Linked DNA regions of Homo sapiens: region 1 is linked to region 2. A link is an interaction called in ENCODE POLR2A ChIA-PET data of the cell type or tissue named here. Cell type or tissue: OCI-LY7. All regions are shown on one strand. Each heading gives the region's core, and the rest is flanking DNA. Links, peaks and the distances in the headings are about the cores only. Region 1 overlaps UBE2E2 (ubiquitin conjugating enzyme E2 E2). Region 2 has its middle 11 kb from the start of UBE2E1.

What was found. Peaks named below come from ENCODE experiments on the same cell type or tissue, not always from the same donor. Only the 100,000 strongest peaks of a DNase experiment are listed, where the experiment ranks them.
Region 1: POLR2A ChIA-PET joins it to region 2 with 10 read pairs; 3 of 35 experiments call an interaction of 5 or more read pairs at or near these places.

Annotation. Positions count from the first base shown.
Region 1 is chr3:23,436,410-23,447,571 of GRCh38, reverse strand. The region is part of intron 3 of UBE2E2 (ubiquitin conjugating enzyme E2 E2); the gene reads right to left. Among named protein-coding and RNA genes, the nearest start is that of UBE2E2, 240 kb to the right of the region's middle. RefSeq lists a cis regulatory region at 6,012 and an enhancer at 5,928-6,097. In OCI-LY7, for the core only: no CTCF peak of the experiment used is centred there; DNase peaks (open chromatin) are centred at 4,771, 6,621 and 6,991; H3K4me3 peaks cover 1,279 bases; H3K27ac peaks cover 2,268 bases.
Region 2 is chr3:23,789,115-23,800,276 of GRCh38, reverse strand. No RefSeq gene overlaps it. Among named protein-coding and RNA genes, the nearest start is that of UBE2E1, 11 kb to the left of the region's middle. In OCI-LY7, for the core only: no CTCF peak of the experiment used is centred there; no DNase peak of the experiment used is centred there.

The DNA.
Region 1 (11,162 bases), core at 2,864-7,863, 350 kb after region 2:
ATGTAGTCCTTTGTGCCATCAAGAGCATTGTTGAGGTAGTGTATCTTGAAATTTCTCTCCACAACTGCCCCTGGAATTTTCTTCCAAACTGCTGACATTCTTTTTGCAAGATTTTTAAAGAATGCATAACTACAACTAACTCACAATAACTACTTGTCCCAAAGTAATTGATATCAGAAAGGTTAAAATATGTAAAAATAGGCTTCTTAGAACTGATGAGATACAATAACAGGGCTCCTGATGTTGGGACAAAATGCTTTTCTTTCACTTCCTTTCACCCATCTAACTATTCATTCCTCAAATAGTTATTAATCACCTAATATGTGACACAGGCACCAAGGGACAGGGCAGTGCACAAACAGGTAATGACACTACTCTCAGGGAACTTACATAGAGACTGGCATTAATTAAATAAACACAGAAAATTAATATAAAACTACTACTGTTGTAAGTACTGAAAAAAAGATGCACATCATTTAGTAACATATGGCTGATCTGACCTAGTCAGGGAAATCAGATAATACCTAAGGAAAGCAGGGAGAATGAAATGTGTCAGGCAGAGGAAACAGCATGTAAGGACTGTTTTGCATGGATAACTGCACTGGGGAAAGGGAAATCCCAAACTTTTTGAGGCCTATTACAATTGAGTTCTAAACTACACCAATACTGGGGGACCTGAAATGCCAGCACGCTCTTCTGGTCAGAGTGAGGGTTTATGGAGGCCAATTAATTAATAAAGTTTTGACCCAAGTCTCGGGAACTACAGAGAAGAGCACTATCAAAGACTTAAAGATGCAGGGGTGGTGGTCCTCACCATATTCTCTTTCTATACCTTTTATGACCCTACGGATAAAAAAAAAAAAAAAAAAAAACCAAACAGACGGATAATGAATAACTGTAACCTTAAACTGGTAGAATCCCCAGTAGTAACTGGCATGCCAGATATGGTATCAATTTGGTACTCAGCTACTGATATGGTGAATGCTTTCTTCTCAGTCCCTATCAGTAGGGAAGATGAAAGGCAGGTAACTTTCACAATGGCAAAGAGACCATAATATCCTTCCCCAGGGCAATGTTAACTCTTACGATCTCACTCAAAATTCAGTCAGCCGGGATATCTTCACATTCCATTATATTCATGATAGCATACTAACTGCATCTGGTTAGCACAAAATGGAAAGTACCCTAGCCAGCTTAAGTAAAATACACATAGCAGACATTTCACAAAAATTAAGGGTTATGGGCACACACTGCCAAACTTTTTAAGGAGTTCAGGGCTCCAGGCCATGCTGAGAACATCCTCTTTAAGGTAAACAAGTTTTTGCATCTCTCAAATCTACTGTTAAGAAAAAGGTGGACCTTCTTTGATCCTGGAGGCTGTATATTTATATGCAGTACTTTTAACACCGTTTTGATCCATTTATCAGAGACCCCGAAGGATGCCAGTTTCAAGAGTGACCGAGTGTGATAAAGAAGACTCTGTAGCAGGTCCCAGCTATGGTGCATCTGTGACCAATGGATCTCATGGTACAAGACCTATTTTTTTTCTCTGTTTAAGAAATGGGGTCTCTCTCTGTTCCCCCAGGCTGAAGACCTATCATTGACGGATAAAAATGCTGTGGAGTCTCTGGCAAGCACCAAAAGAGAAGTCACAATGCTGATCCTTGGGGTTCAGTGGCAGAGAAGAACTTTCTGCTAGAAAAACAAATCCTAGTATGTTACAGGGCCCTAAGAGAATTTGCATGCCTCACTATGTGCCAACAAATAAGTCTGTGACTTAAAGTACCCACTGAGTAGCAAGACGGGCAGAGAAACAACCCGTTGTATGATGGAAATGGTATATTTGGGATTAGGCACAGGCACATTCAGGAGGCATGAAAAAATTACATTCACAGGTAACTCAGACTCCCACATCACTAACGCCTTTCTCCTTCATGACCAACTGTCAAGGCAAAAAGGATTTCCGATCTAGCCAAATATGAACTGCTGTTGCACTGCAGCCTTATTCAGGAGCAGACCTAAAGAACTGTGGTAAAAGAAGTTTGGCAGATGAGAACAACCGGAGCAGTATATGTGGTGGTCATCCATTTCAAATGGAGGGAGAAATGACCTGAGCTACAGATATACTCTGATTCATTGGCAGTGGTAAATGGTGTCTGGCTGTTTGATCAGGGGCCTAGAAAACAACAGTGAAAGATGATGTGATAAGGAGGTCTGGAAAAATGAATTGGGCACAAATCAGGGGCATTTGTGTGTCTCACAATAACTACCAGGAGGTATCTACCAAAATGGAGCATGTCAACATGTGTGTTGTCTAATATCAACAATGAGGTGAATAGGATACTTTATTCTATGGCTGTCAGCCAGCCTTCCACTTGGGCCACCACAGAGTTGACATAGTGAGCCCATAATAGAGTGGCCAAGGTGCTTCCTCTCACCAATGTTGAAAAGCTATTGCTAAATGCGTAAACTGCCAATGAAAGAGACTGATGACAACCACTCAATATGACATCATTACTCAAGGAAACCGATCACTTGGCATAAGATTACATGGGAGTGGGGAGGTAGAGGGAGTAAAAGAGTTGGTGGCAGGGTGGCAATGATTTGTCTTTACAGAATTAATACCTAATCTGAACATGGATTTAGTTCCAGCTCCCAATACCTCTGCTACCACCACCATTCCAGGGCTTATAAAATAACTGATCTATCAACATGGCATCCCACCAAACACTGTCTTAGGCCCAAAGTACCCATCTTATAACTAAAGAAGTATGACAATGGGCACATCCCCTTAGAATCCATTTGCTTTACCGTACACTCCATTCACAAATAACAGCTGGCCCAATAGGTAGGCAGAATAGCCTATTAAAAAATATCAGCTGAAGAGACATCTTGAAGATGACTTCCTGCAGTGTTGGAGCACTGCCCTCCAGGGTATGGTATATGCATATGCATTGAAGCAATGGCCATTACAGGGTGCTGTGTTATAAACAGCTTCAATACTTAGGTCTGGGAACTGAAGGATGACAGTAGGGTTGACTTTGTGAAACTTGTGTTTTCTACCCATCCTACTTTCATCTCTACTAAGGTAGAGGTTCTGACTTCCAGATGGGGTTAAGGGGTGATTGTTTCCACCAGTGGACATGTAAGAGTTCCAATAAACTTGAAGATCTGACTATACTGCTGGGATACTTTGAATTCCTCAAGCCAGTACATCAGTAGAAAAAAGGGAGTCAGGTTACTGCTAGGAATATTCAATCTGGACCACCACAAGAAGCAAAGACTGCAGCTACACAATGGGGGAAGAAGAAATATGTCCAGAACTTGAGAGATTCACTGGGGTATCTCGTGGTGCTTCCATAGCCAGCGGTTACAATAAATGGGATATTTCAACAACCATGGATCAACAACAGCAAGGCAACTAAGGGCTCAGACATTTGAGGGACATAAGTCATATTTTATTTCAGCAGGCAAGCAACACAAGCTGGCAAAAAAAAAAAAAAAAACAAAACTGGTGAAGAAAACCTAAAATGAGTGATAGAAGATGTGTATCAATTACTGCCTCACGGTCAGCTGCAGCAGAAGGGACTGTAATTTGTTTCTCTAACTGTCCCGTCTAAAGTCTTTCGGACAGTGTGGCAGGGCTCCACCTTGAAGGGGATTCAGTTACTGATTGCACATAACCTCTGATCTCAGGGATGAAGTGAAGGCATCTTATTCTCACAAAAATGGAGGCCTCATATCGTAGTATGGAAGCTACGTATAATGTAGAGCCTGAATGGATCTCAGTGGTTAAAGGGGTGTATTATACTGGGCATCTTTTATGCATCATTCAGATCTTCTCAACCTTACTTGTATCTTAGTCCAGCTGTCTAACCAGCACCAATTTCACATAGGTACATCTGACAGTTCCCTGCCTCATGCCTCGGGGGGCAGTTCTTGCCTTGTACTCTATGGCATCTGCGTTGACGCTGCTTTGGATTCCCCACTTGCATACCCCCATGGAGGAATTAATATACTGAAAGATGAATCTTTGGCCAATGGGAGACAGAAACTAATGAAAAAATTCTTCCTCCTTTCTTCTCTCACAAGGTACAGTCTTAAAGCACAGTTTATGAGAGTTTTCAGGAACGAACCTACAGGACTGAGTGGTGGCAGGTACCACAATAGCTTATCCATGTATTGACTCTCCACCCCTACCAAACCATATTCTCCTTGTTTCTCACTCTACTTCTTGGGATTATGTTCCCTAATAAACAGCACATGCTGCTCTGCTTCCGGCTCTTCTTAGTGGGGAAGCTGAGCTAAGACAGATCTAATAGTCTGTGGTGCCTTTATGATATTTGAGGTCATTCCTCTGGAGTTCAGAGGTGGTAAGTGAAACCACAGGCAGAGATGAGATCACTCAGAGGGAAAGACAGAGTAGGAAGAGAAAAGAGAAGAAGACCTAACACTTGGTCCATTAATGGCCACGAGAGGGATAATGGCCAGAAAAGAAGAATGCTGTGTGGCCAGAGAGGTGAGTAGAAAACTGGAAAGTACTGTTGTTATTGTGAGGGAGTTTAGTAGGGGACACAGGTAATATACATCTAATATACAAGCTGTTAATTTTAAATTACTAAATTTGGTTCAATTATTAATATAGATATTTGATATATTATCAAAGAAAATTAAATAATACATACTGCAAACAAAGTAGTGATGGAGGAAGTTTTTCAAACCACATTCCTCTGAGGGGAAACCCCAGGCAGAGCTACAGGAAAGCAGAAGAATCAGTAACCACGCCCCCTTATCTATGCATCTCTGGAAGGCAAACTGGTAGTGGATACAGACTGAGGAAAGGATGATCTGGCTGGCTAAGTTATTCACTTACAAAATTCTACCTTTTGAAAATTTCTTTTGGATTTTAAAAAACGCTCTGACATCAAAAAATAAAAGCTCATAAAACAGGCTTTTATAAGATCTTATAGAAAACAACACAGAAAGCTCAGTGCCTTATGTAAGGCATTTTAATTTAGTATACTTAAAACTATACTTCATAGTAAGACTTTCTTCCTTACACATAGGAGGGCATAAGAGTTCATAAAAATGCTTTATATGTCTTTACGAACACTTAGGATCAGAAGACAGATCTTAATACTTGGAATTAATCACAAGATTAAGGTATGAAATATCACCCTCTCTTACAAGAAGCCAGACAAGTCCTTTTTGGGGGGTTGGGTGGGAGATTAATGCTATATACCCATCAGTAGCAGGATTCATTTTTTTTTTTAAATTTAGAAATGTTTTGGTATTCTCCTTAAGTTCATTAAAACTTCTCTTTAGTGCATTTAGTTTGGTGTAAATAAAAGGATCAGTTCTGCCTGATCTTCACCCTGATTTCCTGTCTGTTTCAGTTAATATTCCTTATCCTATTGTTACTAATGTTTAATGAGGTCTTTATTAAAATATACATATGTTCTTTTACTCCCAGATTTTATTTTTGTAGCATGTATTACACAGGCCACATAAGTCCAAAGTTACAATCAACAATATAAAAGTCACAGAACTAAAATCTAAATTTCTAACTAACAATATGAACACTAGGGAACTTCAATTTAAATCACAAAGCAAGGCTTTGTAATAACATTCTTAAAGTACTTAAATAAATATGAAACGTCTTTGAATATAAGTGGTACACCAAAAGCAAATGTGTTTTAAACGACCCAAATGAAGAGTTTCATTTTCTGACACTGCTTTTGGTAATTAAAAAAAATGATATATTTAAAATAGTTAGCTCATAATATCACCTAAAGTGTTGTACAGTTAACAACTTCCTTTCAAAAATAATAGCATAAAGCAATACTGAATACGCTATAACTTAAAGATGAGACAGAATCAATGCTACCTGTCAGCAGTGCTAGAGGCCTGCCCCAACCACATGACTATTAGGAACAAGTCAGTGAGCTCCTCTAACAAAGTCTGTGCTTCAGAGATGGTGGCATCTCCTCCACACATTAAGTTTCCTTACCCAATTCTTTTTTTTTTTTTTTTGAGACGGAGTCTCGCTTTGTCGCCCAGGCTGGAGTGCAGTGGCGCGATCTCGGCTCACTGCAAGCTCTGCCTCCCGGGTTCACGCCATTCCCTGGCCTCAGCCTCCCGAGTAGCTGGGACTACAGGCGCCCGCCACCATGCCCAGCTAATTTTTTTTTTTTTTTTTTTTTGGATTTTTAGTAGAGACGTGGTTTCACTGTGTTAGCCAGGACGGTCTCGATCTCATGACGTCGTGATCTGCCCGCCTTGGCCTCCCAAAGTACTGGCTGGGATTACAGGCGTGAGCCACTGCGCCCGGCCTTCCTTCCCCAATTCTTTGATAGATGCTCACTTCACAGGTACAATTGTTGCCTGCCAACCTTGCAGGGTGGATATTAGTTTTCATCTGATGCTTCAGAATACCCAAGTGACACAACACCAGGTCAAATGATTTTAGTGGTTTGCAAGTCGGTGTAAAAACCCCAGCTCTTTTGTACTGGAGCTCAGTATCCAAACAGCCCATTCTCTCTTTAGAATTCTAACTAAAATGTCAGTGGCAAGGGATTTTTAAAATAGCCCCTAGGTGTTTCAAGTTTCCTGTGCTTGTTTCAGCAGACTACTGACCCTGCCTACTCACAATAAGCGAGTCTCTTAGGATTTAAATATACAGCTACATTGCCGTAACAAGAACCAGTTACAGGAAGAGCAGGAAAAAAAGTTGGGGGGACAAACTGGCAGGAAATGACTTCAGGACACTTTTTTTCTTTTTTTTTAAATCCAAGTCAAAGAATAACTCAGCTCTTTACAGTTATTTAAATCTGAAAACTATTTCCCTGAAAATGAAATTTCTAAGTAATATACAAATCAACTTAACTAGACTGAAACATTTAGGCTGATCTTACTTTATCCTTTTTCTCAGTATCTTACCTAACGGTTCTATATTTCAAAGCCTGACAGATTTGTTTGGCTGGCATGATCTGACCACTTCCTTTCTATCGAGAAATACAATTTTCTCTTTTGTTGCTGAAAGATTTCTGTTCACGCGTATGAACGTGGGTCCGTTTACAGATTTTGAAGTGTAAATGTTAACATGGAGATAATGCAGGTCAGTATTTTACATCTTATTAGATATCTATATAAAGAAGATAAGATAGCCGGGTACAATGGCCCATGCCTGTAATCTCAGCACTTTGGGAGGACGAGATGCAAGGATTGCTTGAGTCCAGGAGTTTGAGACCAGCCTGGGCAACATAGTGAGACCCCATTATTTTTCCTTTTTTTCTTTTGAGACAGAGTCTCACTCTGTCACTCAGGCTAGAGTGCAGTGGCGTGATCTTGGCTCACTGCAACCTCCGACCCCTGAGTTCAAGCGATTCTCCTGCGTCAGCCCTCCGAGTAGCTGGGATTACAGGCACCTGCCACTGCACCTGGCTAATTTTTGTATTTTTAGTAGAGATGGGGTTTCACCATCTTGGCCAGGCTGGTCTTGAACTCCTGACCTCGTTCGTGATCCACCCACCTCGGCCTCCCAAAGCACTGGGATTACAGGCGTGATACACAATGCCCAGCCTCTTTTTTTTTTTTAATATAAAAAATTTAAAAAGATAAGAATGTCTACAATGAATAAGTATAGCTTCTCTGGCTTCACTGATAGTATAATCTTGATGTCAGGTAGGTTTCTTGTTCCTCAAACTGTATAGGTTAAAACACAAAATGGGCTAATAATGGACAGCACTATGGTACTTTAGTTATACATCTGGATTGAGGAATGGAGTGAGAAATACAATGCGTTTTCGCTGAAAGTGTTTAAACTACTTAAATACATTAAAATAAAAATAAACACATTAAAATAAAAGGTTATCTATCTTTCCATTGTTATAAGATGTGGGTTCCAAAGCACTTGAGGGATGGGATGGAGACAGCTGCTCAAGGACAAGCTGGAGAAAGTTCATTATAAGAGTATGTATAATTCATTCCAGACCTCTCAACGTTCTCTCTCATAATCTCTTTGGGGTCCTAGAGACTTTGGGCAGCTAGCCATCCCCAGGGCTCACTTGCTTAAAATTCAAATCCCATTTCCCAGATCTCCCTTAATCCAAACACTTATCCATAAGAAGTTCTAAAACAATTCTAGGGTTAAGACATGGAGGAGGAGGGGTGCCTCTGAGTTTGACAGTATCTCTTAGCGCAGGTACTATAACACACACCCTTTATTCCTTTAGTCCTTGGATTCCTGGCATCTGCCAGTAACCCTATGTGATGGCCAGTCAGGAAGGAAAGCAGTCACACAGTTTCCTTTTGCAGTGCACAGGAAGAATACGCATGAAGGGAAAGTCTCAGGTTAGCCTTCCCCTGTACACATAACAGTATTTTTTAAAAATCACATGTTAAAAGCAAAACATCATGAATTCAATGTCAAGAAATTGAAACATTTCTTTGAATCAACTTATTTATAAGTATTATTGAGTTCCTGTTCCAAATTTTGCATTCTACTCTGATTTTCTTGTATATAAAAATGATCACTCAATTACTTAGGGGCAAATCTAACAATATTCATGCCTTCCTTAAAATAAAGACAACAATAGTTAACCATTATGTAGTGTGTTGAGTAGTATTCAAATATCCTTGCAAAGAAGCCACAAACCTTATCAGAATACTAATATGTTGTTATCAGAAAATTTGTAGTGATGGTGGTAACCTGACAATCATAAACCCACAGTAATTCTGATTCTTTTATGGTTTCAATATGAATACAGCTGAAACCAAATATTTTAATTTATGAACTATGTTAAGTTTCTCTTTTCCATTTATATGTGGGATGGACCACATGCAGCAATATCTAATTTAGTAAATATTTCAAGCATATATCAAACCATGATGCATAAAATATAATGAAAAGGAAAAATATTAATACTTTAATTATTACTCAAGAAAGAACACATGACTAAGCTGTCACCAACTGCCTATCATAATGCTATAAAACTTACTTAGGACCAACTAATAAAAGCTCAAAAACCGTACAACTACTGAAAATGTCTAGTATATAACTTGAGAACATCTGTCCCTTTTAATTCAAACCTTTTCAAATTTAAGTTCAAGGAACTTCTATCACTACAGAAAATACAGAAATGTATCATCTAATTTTGAGTACTATTTCTGCCAATCCTTTGCTCAAACCTTCCACAGGCTCCTATGGAATAAAGCTGATGTTCTGGTTCTGGTACCCTAAATCCTCCATAATTTGGACCCCCTCACTTCAGCCTTATTTCCTCTTGCTCCAGCATGAGGAAATCTTTTCTCTAGAGAACCTGAATTCCTGAACCTTCTCAACTCTGCACCTTTACTTTTGCTCTTTCTGAAGCTTGTCTGGAACACCTTTCTTGCTTTACTCACTGAAGTCCCACCTGAATCAAGTTAAAATGCTTTACAGAAACCTGTACTGGTTCATGTTTGTGATCCTACAATCTGAGCTTAGACACTGGCATGAAATGATGCTCTTCAAATCTGCTGAATTAATCTGACTCTAAAGCCAATTTAAGACCATACAATAGTCTGCCCCTCACTGTTCCAACTTGGTCATTTCCAGTAACTGATCTTTGTAGTCACTGTGCTCATACTGCATTTACTGCCCACACTGAGGGTGTTTAAAACTTGCTGATTTCATGGAATCTCTGTGTTTTTCTCATGTTAATCAAATAAGTGGCCACCTGTCCTGTGTGCGGCACACAATGCTGAGGATGCAGAGATGCAGGATGACCTTTTCTGTGAGAACATATACACAATCTACGATACAAGTATCACACAAAGAACCAAAAGGACGTAGAAATCCAAAGGAGGAGGGAGTGCCTGTCTGACGGAAACATGCCAGACACTATACAGAAGCAGTGAGGTTCGATTCTACTGTCACAAGGAAAGTGTTCATGGTGATTCAGGGCCTCCGGCATTCCTCTCCTTTCTGAGCTCCTATAGTACTTACGTTTTACACTACTTCTTTTACCCTTAATGATGAAGATGAAGGTCAGAAACTGATTGCATTTGCTGAGCAATCACTATATGCCAGAGATTCTTATAATTAGCACTTTACATGATATTAATGCATTTAACTGTCACAAAAACCTAATCTATTAAAATACTCCTGGATTTACAGATTAGCAAACTGTGGCACAGAGAAATTAAACATCTTGGAAAAATTACACAGGTATTAAGTGGGTGGCATGGGACCTACTATGCATGGAAAAGTCAAAAGGGCCAGTTTTAGGTGGCATGGTCAAGGAAGAACTATCCCTATAAATAGTAGTTGCAATGAGACCTGAAAAAAGAGAGTCAGACATGTAAGGATGAGTTTTTCAGGCCAAGTAAACTACAAGGAGAAAGGCCCTGGGATGAGAAAAACCTGGCGTGTGTGGGAAGTGGAAGGAAGGCCAACGTGGCCAGAGTCAAGTGAAAGGGAGAAAGAACAAGAGATGAGCCTCCAGAAGCAGGCAGGGGCCAGCTCACGTATGGCCTGTGGGCCTGGGTTAGGAGTCTGGGTTCTATGTGTACTGATTTACCTTTACACTACACAACTCTTATGTCTTGTTCTCCACAGTGAGAGTGTCAATGGCAGAAACCAGCTATTATTTTTTAAATGTCTTGTAGCACCCAGCTCATAGTATTATGCAAAATACTCTGTGAAACATTCCCTAACTGTGATAAAAATGAGGTGGGTGTAACTGCATGCAGGAGTGGCTGAAATGGTCTAATGTCGGAGATACAAATGGAGAGACAGAGAGGCATTCCAGACCTGTGGTATGCCAGTTTCATGGCTGCAGAGGGGGAACTTAAGACGTTCTAATAAAAATAAGATGGAACATGGAAAAATAAGATTTTGTTTTGGGGAGGGAGTATAGTTTTTGTTTTTGTTTTTTGGGACAGCATCTTGCCCTGTCACCAAGGTTGGAGTGTAGCGGCTCAATCGCAGCTCACTGCAGCTTTGAGAATAGGAAAAAAAAAAAATCTTCTGTAAATCAAGATATAATTAGAACTTATACTCAGATTTTCCTTTAAAGGAAAACAAATCTTCAAATGTCTTCTAAATGAGAGCGCTCCAGTTTTCTATGAGAATACAACAGATGCTACAGTGTACGAATTCTGAAGAACGCAGGACTAAG
Region 2 (11,162 bases), core at 2,671-7,670:
CTATGACAGATGTAAAAAGTTGTTTCTTTTTTTTCTTTTCTTTTTAGAGACAGGGTCTTGCTCTGTCACCCAGGCTAGAGTGAAGTGGCTCAATCATAGCTCGCTGTAACCTCAAACTCCTGGGATCAAGCAATCCTCTTGCTTTGGCCTCCCCAGTGGAGTCACTGGGATTACAGGCATGAGCTACCACACTGGACCCAAGATGTAAAGAGTTCCAAGAGGTACCCTCTGGCCTCCAGTAAGGACCAGAGGAAAAGGGATTAGAGCTGAGCCTAGAACGACAAGTAGGGCTTGGGAAAATGAAGAGACATTCTCAGGTATTGAAATGACGTTGAAAATGATGTGGAAAAACATCAGACCTGAAATAGACTATTATTAAAATATAAAATTACATATATATAAATTATAAACTGTAAAATATATTATCAAAATAGTATTTTATTAGAAACAAAAAGAAACTGGCCTTTATTCTTTAAAAGCATCACTGGCATGAAAGACAAGGAAAAATTGAGACTTTAGATTAAAGGAGACTAAAGAAGCACAAGAACTAAATATAATATGTGATCCTGATCAGACACTGTACTGAACGGCAAAAAAATTATGAAGAACAGAATTGGGTCAATTGAAAAAATTAGAGTATGGAAGTTAGATTAAAGTATTGTATCAATGTTAAATTTCCTGAAGTTGATAACTATATGAAGAATATTTTTGCTTTTGGGAAATAGACACTGAGCTATGAAGGTGTAAAGGCACGTGATATCTGCAAACTATTTCAAAGAGTTAAAAAATGTTACTAATTGGTAAATCTGGGTAAAGGGTATATGGACGTTTTCTGTATTATTTTTGTGACTTTTCCATAAGTTCAAAACTTAAAAAATATAAATATGTAGTTACCTCAGAGGAAATGAAACGGAGTGGAATGAAGGAGAGATTGCTAACTCATTACATATTTCTGTATCATTTCTTAAAATAAATGTGCATTACTTTAGTATACTTTTAAAATCCAACCACTGAATCTTTAAAGAACAAAAAATATCTATGGAAGCAGAAAAATGCAGAAAGCGATTAGGAAGACCATGAATAGACTAATTTGGTTGAAAGACTCAGAAAACTAAGTGAACAGAGAGGAAGAAGGATGAAAAGTAGGTACCAAGAGCTTGTGGAGGGGCTCAACAGTGAGCTAAGAAGCCTGGATTTCATTACAGGATAAAAAGTACAAGGGATAAACATTACAGGCATTTTAGCCTCTGGGTATTTTAAGAAGATTAGTTTGATAGAAAAGCCAGAAAGGAGTCAAGGAAACCAAGGAAAGACGCCATTGAGGAAGTCTAGGCTTGGGGAAGCAGCTCCTAATTCCTAATTCTCCGTACTTATTTTAATTAATCACTGTTTAATGTTGAAGCTCTGGGAATCTAAGTCCCATGTTAGAGAATTTGTCTGCTTAGAACTGTTTTTAGAACAGTGCTTGGCCCTTAGTAGGCATGCAAGAAAAAGTTAACCAAGGTAGGGAATGAAAGATATCCTTGCCTTTAGTACTATTCCTTTCTTTCTCTTTTCCCCATCTCTTCTGATGTTCCGTGATTCATGCATACATGATTACACCATCAAGCAGTTGACAAGGAACGTGTGGGTGGGTGTTGTTCACTGAAAGAGGGTGGGTGACCCCAAGGTGAAGCCTAAAGTGACCGCCACCCCCCAACCCCCAGCATTGTAAGGAATTAAAGCCTTGACATCAGAGTCACAGAATTCCAAACCGGAAGAACTCTAGAGACCATCAGGTGTTCCCCGTTCTTTTGACAGTTGAAGACACTAAGGTGCAGGAAGAAAGGATGAGTTTTCTGAGGTCAGGCAAGTAGGTAGCAGCAGAACCGAGACCTTTCCCTTGAGGGAACCAAAGTTGACTATGGGGACTTGTGGAATCCACATCTCTATACTTCAAGCATGGAGCAGCAGGCAGGGACTACAGAAGCAAGAGGAAAGCTCCATGGAGGCATGTTCTCATTCTATCTACCCAGCTACTACTGCTTTCCAGGATCTGGGCTGTCTCATAGTCTTTGATGTCCACCCAGTAGTGAGCATTGGGCTGGACACACACACACACACACACACACACACACCCCTTGTTTCCTGAATTACTTAACTGAAAGTTAACCTAAGGCTGGGCGTGGTGGCTCAAGCCTGTAATCCCAGCACTTTGGGAGGCTGAGGCAGGTGGATCACAAGTTCAGGAGTTCGAGACCAGCCTGGCCGATATGGTGAAACCCCGTCTCTACTAAAAATACAAAAATTATCTGGGCATGGTGGCGTGTGCCTGTAGTCCCAGCTACTCCGGAGGCTGAGGCAGGAGAATGGCTTGAACCTGGGACGTGGAGGTTGCAGTGAACCTAGATCACACCACTGCACTCCAGCCTGGGTGACAGAGCAAGATTCCGCCTCAAAAAGAAAAAAAAAAAAAAGAAGCCCACACAGATACTTTCCCAACGTGATTGAGAGGATAGAAGCAAAGATTCCTACATCCCCTTTTCATCTCTGACTTTAGTCATCTTGAAAAGTCTCTTCAGATCTTGGTGAAGTAGTAGGAAACAGGAAAATGGTGAGCGTAATCACTTTGGTTTTGTGGCTGAAACTACACACATCACCACTGGGTTCTCCACAGATTGTCAGGGGCAGAAACTTAAGCAGTATCCTTGCCCCCTTTTCCCCATTGCTTCGTTTTTCTCCACTCCTCCATCCCAGAGAAGAGCCCAGCTCAGGGTAGTTATGAGAATGAACAGACCTGAGTTTTCATACCTGCCTTGCTGCTTACTGGCTACGCATCCTTGGAAAGTTATAAAATCTGCCTGAAACTTTGTTGCTGCATATGTAAAACTGGGAAAATAAAACTCACTTCATAAGGTTTTTTTGAAGGGTAAATGAGAAACATCTGTAAAATGCTTAGTCCTGTTCCTGGCACGGCCTAACTACCCAATAAATAGTAGCTGTTGGCCCGGCGCGGTGGCTCACGTCTGTAATCCCAGCACTTTGGGAGGCCAAGGCAAGGCGGGTAGATCACGAGGTCAGGAGATAGAGACCATCCTGGCTAACATTGTGAAACCCCCGTCTCTACTAAAAATACAAAAAAAATTAGCCGGGCGTGGTGGCGGGCGCCTGTGGTCCCAGCTGCTTGGGAGGCTGAAGCAGGAGAATGGCTTGAACCCAGGAGGCGGAGCTTGTAGTGAGCCGAGATCGCGCCACAGCACTCCAGCCTGGGCAACAGGGCGAGACTCCGTCTCAAAAAAAAAAAAAAGTAGCTGTTACCAGTCCAGTCTAACATGTCTCCTGGCCTAACGTATTGTTTCAACGTTCAGTTCAGCGACCTTTCTTTGGCTGATCCAGAGTTGCTAAGAATGAAAGCTTTAGTTACTACAAGAATGCATGCAGCCGAATCTCACTTATATACTATTTTGTGTTGTTTCCTGCTGGTCAAGAAGTTGCAAGCAAAGGGAGGCCAGGATCCCTGCTGTATTCCAGCTCCACCCCAGTGCCAAGCTCATTCCTGGAGCTGAGTAACCACCTGTTGATTGATTATTACACTGACAAGGGCCCTGAAAGAGCATGAACAAACAGGTAGGTCAGAAAACATCTGGGGTTTGCCCAGAAATGTTCCCCTCTAAATGAGTGAATCAGAATGGCCCATGTACGTGATGCTTCTGCTTAAGTTGTTCTGGAAAACTATCAAGAGAAGGATGTTTTCAAAGGATTTATGTCCATTACTGGAATTAATTCTCTTTCTCTTTAGATGGAAGGATAGTCCAGCCTCTTAGAAATGTTAAATCGAGAGATCTAAAAAACAGCTGGCTGTGAGCAAGTTAGGATTTTCAAAGTTTAAAACACAAAAAAACTTCCCTGGGAAGTTTGTCAATCACAAGGTGGGCAAGTATGGAAAATGTTGGTGAAAATATTTAGGCTTCTTAACAGGCTAATTCTCCTCTGTAAGATTTGCTCATTTATTCTTGGAAGCAATACACCTATCATAATCAGCACTTTTTGTTTGAAAAGGCCATTCTCAGAAACATCTGTGAGTTATTCAGGTTCTTACGTCTAATCTAGAAGAGAGACTTAAGACTGGATAATTTGAGGAAACATTTGCTCTCTTCTTAGGGTTCTTAATTTTTACTATATTGAGGGGTTGAGAGCCACAACTTTTTTTGAAAACAGTTTTTTTCTCGTAATTATAAAAAGTTAAGATTTCTATTCAGAAACCCTCAAATAATAAAAAAAAAAGCCAGTACCCCCAATTTCTCGATCACTCCTTGGTACCAGTGTATCTGTGACTAGTATAGAAAGATAGATGAGGATTCTTTCTAACACTGAGATTTATGTTCCAGTGCTGAGAGTTCACTTGGTTCCAGTTGTGTCTTAGCTTAAAATAAATCTTTGGGGTGGTGGGTTGGTCTATGAGGTATATATTTAAGATGTTATTTTTGGAAACTGCTAGAGAATAAAATGAAAACTTGTGATTTTTCTCAAACTTGGCTTGAAAGTAAAATAAAGATTTTATGAACTGGGAGGTGAATACATTTACTCTCCCCAAACTTTCTCACTTGTAAATGAGTGGCTTAGTGCAGATCCTAGAGTTGGGAATTCAAATCCTATAGATTTTTCTTAGCTCTGTCTCTGCTTGTGAATCAATCTTTACCCAGACTATTAACTATGCTCTGATTTTTTTTAAAGTACTTACAGTTCCAATGTGTTTATATTATAAACCCATATTATTAATTTTATCCTATCATTTATTTATTGCACATCTAAGTGCTACACAGGCCCCCAAACTAGAGAATTTAGGTTTGACCCTTTGTAGGAATGGCTAAAGAGGTTTTCCTTAGGAGTATAAGGTGGGGTGTTTTCTCCCCCTTAAATGTAGGATTTTTGTGTCCTCTCCTCATGAAATGTACATGAACTCCTAATTGTGTAAGATGTGGAAGGCAGAGCTGTGTTGTGTGTCACCATCACCAAATGGACATTTGGATATGGCACTGTGCTGGGTCATGTCCTGAACAACTTTGACACATAACTTCTGCTTTCTAAAATGGTTCTTTTAAATTTTGTTTACTTTTTATTATCAAAAATTTTCAAATCATTTTTTTGCTAAATCATTTTAATGTAAATTATAGATATCAAGATAATTTACCCAGCCAGGCACAGTGGCTCATGCCTGTAATCCCAGCCCTTTGGGAGGCCGAGGTGGGCGGATCACCTGAAGTCAGGAGTTTGAGACCAGCCTGGCCAACATGGTGAAACCCCATCTCTACTAAATACACAAAAATGAGCCAGGTGTGGTGGCATGAGCCTGTAATCCCAGCTACTCAGGAGGATGAGGCAGGAGAATTGCTTGAACCTGTGAGGCGGAGGTTGCGGTGAGCCGAGATTGTGTCACTGCACTCCAGTTGGGCAACAGAGCGAGACTGTGTCTCAAAAAAAAAAAAGATAATTTACCCTTAAATTCTTCAACATGATTTTTCAAAAGCTAGACACACTATTATCACATTTGACAAAACTAGCAATAGGTCCCTGGTATTGTATAAATATTCTGTCCATATTTAATTCTCTAATTTTCTTTTAGGTTCAAATCACTATTCTACTAAAGATCATGAACACTGCTTTTGTTTGTTTTGTCTCTCACTCTGTCGCCCAGGCTGGAATGCAGCAGCACAAACATGGCTCATTGCAGCCTCGATCTCCCAGGCTCAAGTGATCCTTCCACCTCAGCCTCCCAAATAGCTGGGACTACCCACGTGAGCCACCATACCCAGCTAATTTTTGTATTTTTTATAGAGATGGGATCTTGCCATGTTGCCCAGGCTGGTCTTGAACTCCTGGCCTCAAGCAATCCACCTGCCTCAGCGTTCCAAAATGCTGGAATTACAGGCATGAGCCACTACACTGGGCCTGTTATGTTTCTTTTAATTTAGAACAAACCCCAATTATTCCACCTCTTTTGCCTTTCTTTTATTTGTAGCATTGACTTGTTGAAAAGATGTATGGCTAGTTTGTATTGCAGAATGTCCCACATTCTGGATTAGCTTGATTGTTTTTCTACACGCTACCATTTAACATGACCCCTCTATCTCTTTTTTTTTTCTAGTTTTTTTCTTTTTTTTCTGCAACCTTCTCTTTTGAGGAACTCTATCTCTTCTATGTCTTATAATTTAGGGTTTCATAGTAAGGCGTGATTCGATGCCAGTTACACATTTTTGGCAAGATAGTCAAGTCATAGCATAAGTGACACTGTGTATGTCCCATTGTATCACATCAGGAAGTGATGACTGCTTGCCACTTAAAAACCGTCTCTTGAGAAGGAGCAATATCTACCATTTCTCATTTGTCTTACCACCACTGGAGCTGAAGCTGGAACTGTGAACATCATTTAGCCTCTTTTATCAGTTTTCTATGAGAGACAAAACTAATACTAGTCTCTCTAACTTCACAAGGTATGATAAAAACCACAGGAGACGATGACAGCAACATCATAATAACACCACCACCAATACCTATCATTTATTGAGCAATCACTATGTCAAGCCCTGTGCAAGAGCTTGCCACTCACTATTTCAGCTAATCCCCACAATAACCATGAGAGATGAGTACTATTATCACCTCCATTGTATAGGTGAGGATACTGAGCCACAGAGAGTTCAAGCAACTTGGCCAAGGTCAAACAGCTGGTAAGAGGGGGAGGTGGGATGGAAAGCCAGCCAGCCTGGCTGCAGAGACTCCGTAGGAAATCGTATGTATCATACAAAAGTAAAGCAATGACCCAGAAGTACCAGTTGTTGTATTAGAGGATGGAGAAGACATTTTTATTTTGTTTTTCTCTGTTTTTCAGACTTCCATTGCTGCTACTGTATTACTTTAATAACCGTAAAACAAATAGGTACTTAAAGTGAGACATGCAATATGAATATAAAGTAACAATCAGAATCATTTATTAAGTACCTGCTCTAGTGGTACTGACAACAGAATAAAAGGAATCACATCAACAATAATAAAAAAAAAACTTTGCCTAGAGGCAAATAGACATAGGAACTAACACCATAAACAGTTATTCTATGCTTTCTTCTTTACAATTCTACTCCTTTTGTCCTGTTTGACATATGGCTCACTTCATAAAAATGTTTAAATATTGATTTCCAAATAGCTTTAGTTGGTCCTAAAACAATATTAAGGGACCATGTGGTTCTGGAAGGATCCATTCTGCTGTTTCTGTTTTTAAAAAAAAGTCCTTTTTTTTTTAAAGGATTTTTTTTAATCTTGGTTTTTGAATCAAGATGGTTGGTCAATTATACCCAAACAAAGTGACCATGCAATTTCTTTATTTTAATTTTATTATTTATTTATTTAATTTATTATTATTATTTTTTGAGATGGTGTCTGCTCTGTCACCCAGGCTGGGGTGCAGTGGCACGATCTCAGCTCACTGCAGCCTATGACTCCTGGGTTCAAGCCATTCTCCTGCCTCAGCCTCCCTAGTAGCTGGGACAACGGGTGCACGCCACCATGCCCCACTAATTTTTGTATTTTTAGTAGAGACAGGGTTTCACCATGTTGGCCAGGCTGGTCTCAAACTCCTAACCTCAGGTGATCTACCCACCTTGGACTCCCAAAGTGTTGGGATTACAGGTGTGAGCCACCAGGTCCGGCCACAGTTTCTTTTTTAAAGGTTATGTTTACGGTATCTAAAGAGACACTGCCCAATGTGCCCTCTGTGTTAACCTCTTAGATGAGCATCGGTCTTCTCCAAGGTGTGAAATCATACTTGGCAAACAGTATCTGAGCCCCTAGAAACCTCAGCCAAAGCCATCATGTTTTATGCCCACACACGGTAAAGATAGCTGTGAATACTGTGTGCATTCCCCAGAAGCTCTTTGCCACTAAAGTCACTAAGAGGTTTTTTTTCTCCTGCCTTCCCCTTCTGTTTCAACTATTAGAAATATAAAATGTTTAATTTGGTAGCTGTAATAGTCCTAATCCTGGAAATATTTATTATGACTTTATATGAAAGCCATTAAGACCTTTGAAATCAATTTAAAAATATATACATCACCCATTGGAGGAAGGAAACCAAACTCCAAAGATCAGCAAGCTATGGTAAGGTAACTAATGATATGACAAAATTTAAAAATCAGAACTGTCTTTTATGATGCCTAAATGGCTATAAGAGAAAAAAAGTGGTTTCATGAAATTTCATATAGCTTATTTCTACTCAAAAGCTTCTAAACATTATCTTTGGGTGTGGGTTTGTACAGTGTTAATACTAGCTGATACATACTGTTTTCTTACTAGTTCTGAGCACTTCACCTGCACTGTTTCACTTAATCAGCCCTGTAAGGTAGCTGCATTTATTATCCCCAATTTACAGATGAGAAGACTGAGGCTTAGAGAGGTTAAGTAGTTAAACCAAGTCACATGGAGGTTAGGCAGCAGAGTCAGGACTATCTGACTCCAGAGCCCAACCTCCCAGCTGCGCACAGATGACAATAAATAATGAAAACAATTTTCATCAACTGAATTTCAAACTCGAAAAAGATGCAAACTCAAAACCTAGTAGAATGCCTTTTGCTAAACCCAGAACTACACAACACGAGGAATTGAGTTATAAAATGCAGTTTTAGAAGCTGGAACTCAAACTCCTGTTTCCTGCATCAGCAGTGGAAGAGAATTCTTGCCACTCCCAGAGGTTTTCTCTCCTTCTCACTCCCCTGGGTAGTCTGTGGGCATTATTCATGAAGATGCTCACAGCCGCCCTGGTGTCTACAGCTGCTCTGCACCCCGCATTGCCCTTTCCGCCTCCCCCCTCAAGGCTCTGGCAGGCAGTGAGTGTGTCTTCTTTCCCATCGCCTTGGGTTTCAGCCAGGAGTCAATCAATAAATATTTGTTGAATGAATAAATGAATGAATGAGTGAATGAATAAACAGCTGTCAAACTAGCCACAGAAGAGAAAGTCAGCAGAGGTACATAAATAGTAAGCTGGTCGCCTAAAATAGCCTGACCAGAATGTAAATTCCACCAAACTTCATGTTAAGTTGGGGAACATTTATTCTGTACCAGATATCATGTTATCTTTTTCATATTTCAAACTTGGTTTCCTCAGTATTATTCAACACTTCACTTTCTGTGTGATTGGGTCAAGTCACTTCATCTCCCTGGTCCTTGTTTCCTCAGTTATAATATGATGCTATGAAGCCATGCCTCACGGGCTGCACTAAGGATCAAATAAGGTCACGTTGTGGGTAGGAGGGGGTGCTCTGTAAACTATACAGTGCCTTTGGATGCTGTCATCATCATGCATTTATTGGCCCCTGATATTTGTAGTCTTTGTACATCTAGTTGGGCGGGCCTAAATGCATTGTTCAAGAAGGAGAGCATTAGGTCGGGCGCAGTGGCTCACACATGTAGTCCCAACACTTTGGGAGGTCAAGGCGGGTGGATCACCTGAGGTCGGGAGTTCGAGACGAGCCTGACCAACATGGAGAAACCTCGTCTCTACTAAAAATACAAAAAAAAATTAGCCAGGTGTGGTGGCACATGCCTATAATCCCAGCTACTCTGGAGGCTGAGGCAGGAGAATCGCTTGAACCTGGGAGGCAGAGGTTGCAGTGAGCTGAGATCGCGCCATTGCACTCCAGCCTGGAAAGCGAGTGAAACTCATCTCAAAAAAAAAAAAAAAAAAAAAAAAAAAGGAGAGTATTCTGGAAAAAATTCAGGGGTCCCTGATGCCACTCATGGGAACAAAACAAAACTATAGCCTGAGAAGGACTTTCATGATGCCAGGCTGCGGCAGGTGGACCACAGCGCAAGGAAGGCCAGCAGCTGAGTTGCACCTTAGGAAAATCTGAGAAAAGCCCCAGAAATCTTTGGAATCATCTCGCTCTTCCTTGTCTCCATCTCAGCCATAACCACCCTTCAGTCAAGGCTCTGACTGACAGCTGACAACTAGATTGTATAATTAAGCCATGCAATTGCCCTTGAGACAGTCATCCTGGAGGAAAATGCTGGGCTTGAGCCACAGCACCTGCCTAGGTGCGCATGTTCCTGTCATCATCAGAAGGCAGAGCCCACCTTCCGCTCTCCATTCATCCTCCTCCACTGTTGGGGGGGGTGGGGGGAAAGGCGGGGGGCATGGGGACCAAAACTTAGGTGAACTTTTATTTGATTCATTCTAATTTGCTTCTTCCTCCTTGTTAAGATTTACCTTAGCAAGTGAGACAATTAACATTTGCTCAGGAAGCTCTATTCCCCAAACAGTCAGATCTTGCAGAAAAGACATAATGTGCCAGAAAGTTTGTAAATGGATGCTCCCTCTCTGTGGCGTCTTCCTGACTTCCCCCCTTCTCTGTCCTCTCCGCTTTCTCCCAGTCACCACCCGCTCCTTCCATCTGTGGAAGAGGAAACCCTTTGACATATCTGTGAAACAAACAAGTTTCTTCGTTTCTTCCTCCAAGTTTCTTTGCACTAGTTTTTAAAACACGTTTTCACAGCAGATTGTTTTGGTGGGTTCGGGAACATACTTTTTAATTCTCAGCCCCCAACCTAACATTTCAACCAGGGATTCCTTACCTTCTTAAAAAAAAGTGCAAAGTAAATTTCTCCAGTAAAGAAAGACCTAGTATTTTCCCAGTCCTTCATGCAAACAGAGGCCTCTTAGACAATATTTACATCTACATGTAGGTGAGTTGGGACTGTGCTTGGGGCAGTTGGAATAAGAGAGGCATTGATAGATTCCAGTAAGCCTTGTGGGCATTGAAGAAGGGTAAGGATGGTATAACTTGGGGGACAGGCACTGGGTTTCTGAAAAATGTCTAACATTTATAGGATATTCACGTGAACCTGGCATTGTGTGGAATGTTCTACAGATATCATCTTCTTGTTTTATCTTCGTAACCACCCCACAAGGTAGAAACTAAATTCCTGATTTACAGATGAGGAAACTGGGACATAGAGAGGTAAGGGATCTGAAATCACAGCTGATCAGTTTTAGAGTTGAAATTCTAACACAAGCCCTCTGACTCCCTGCCCTGCCACTCCTGTGTGTCCAGGGACCAGCAGCGTATGGAGCTTGTTAGAAATGCAAAATCTCAAGCCCTGTCCTAGACCTTTTGAGTCAGAGTCTGCACCTTAACAAG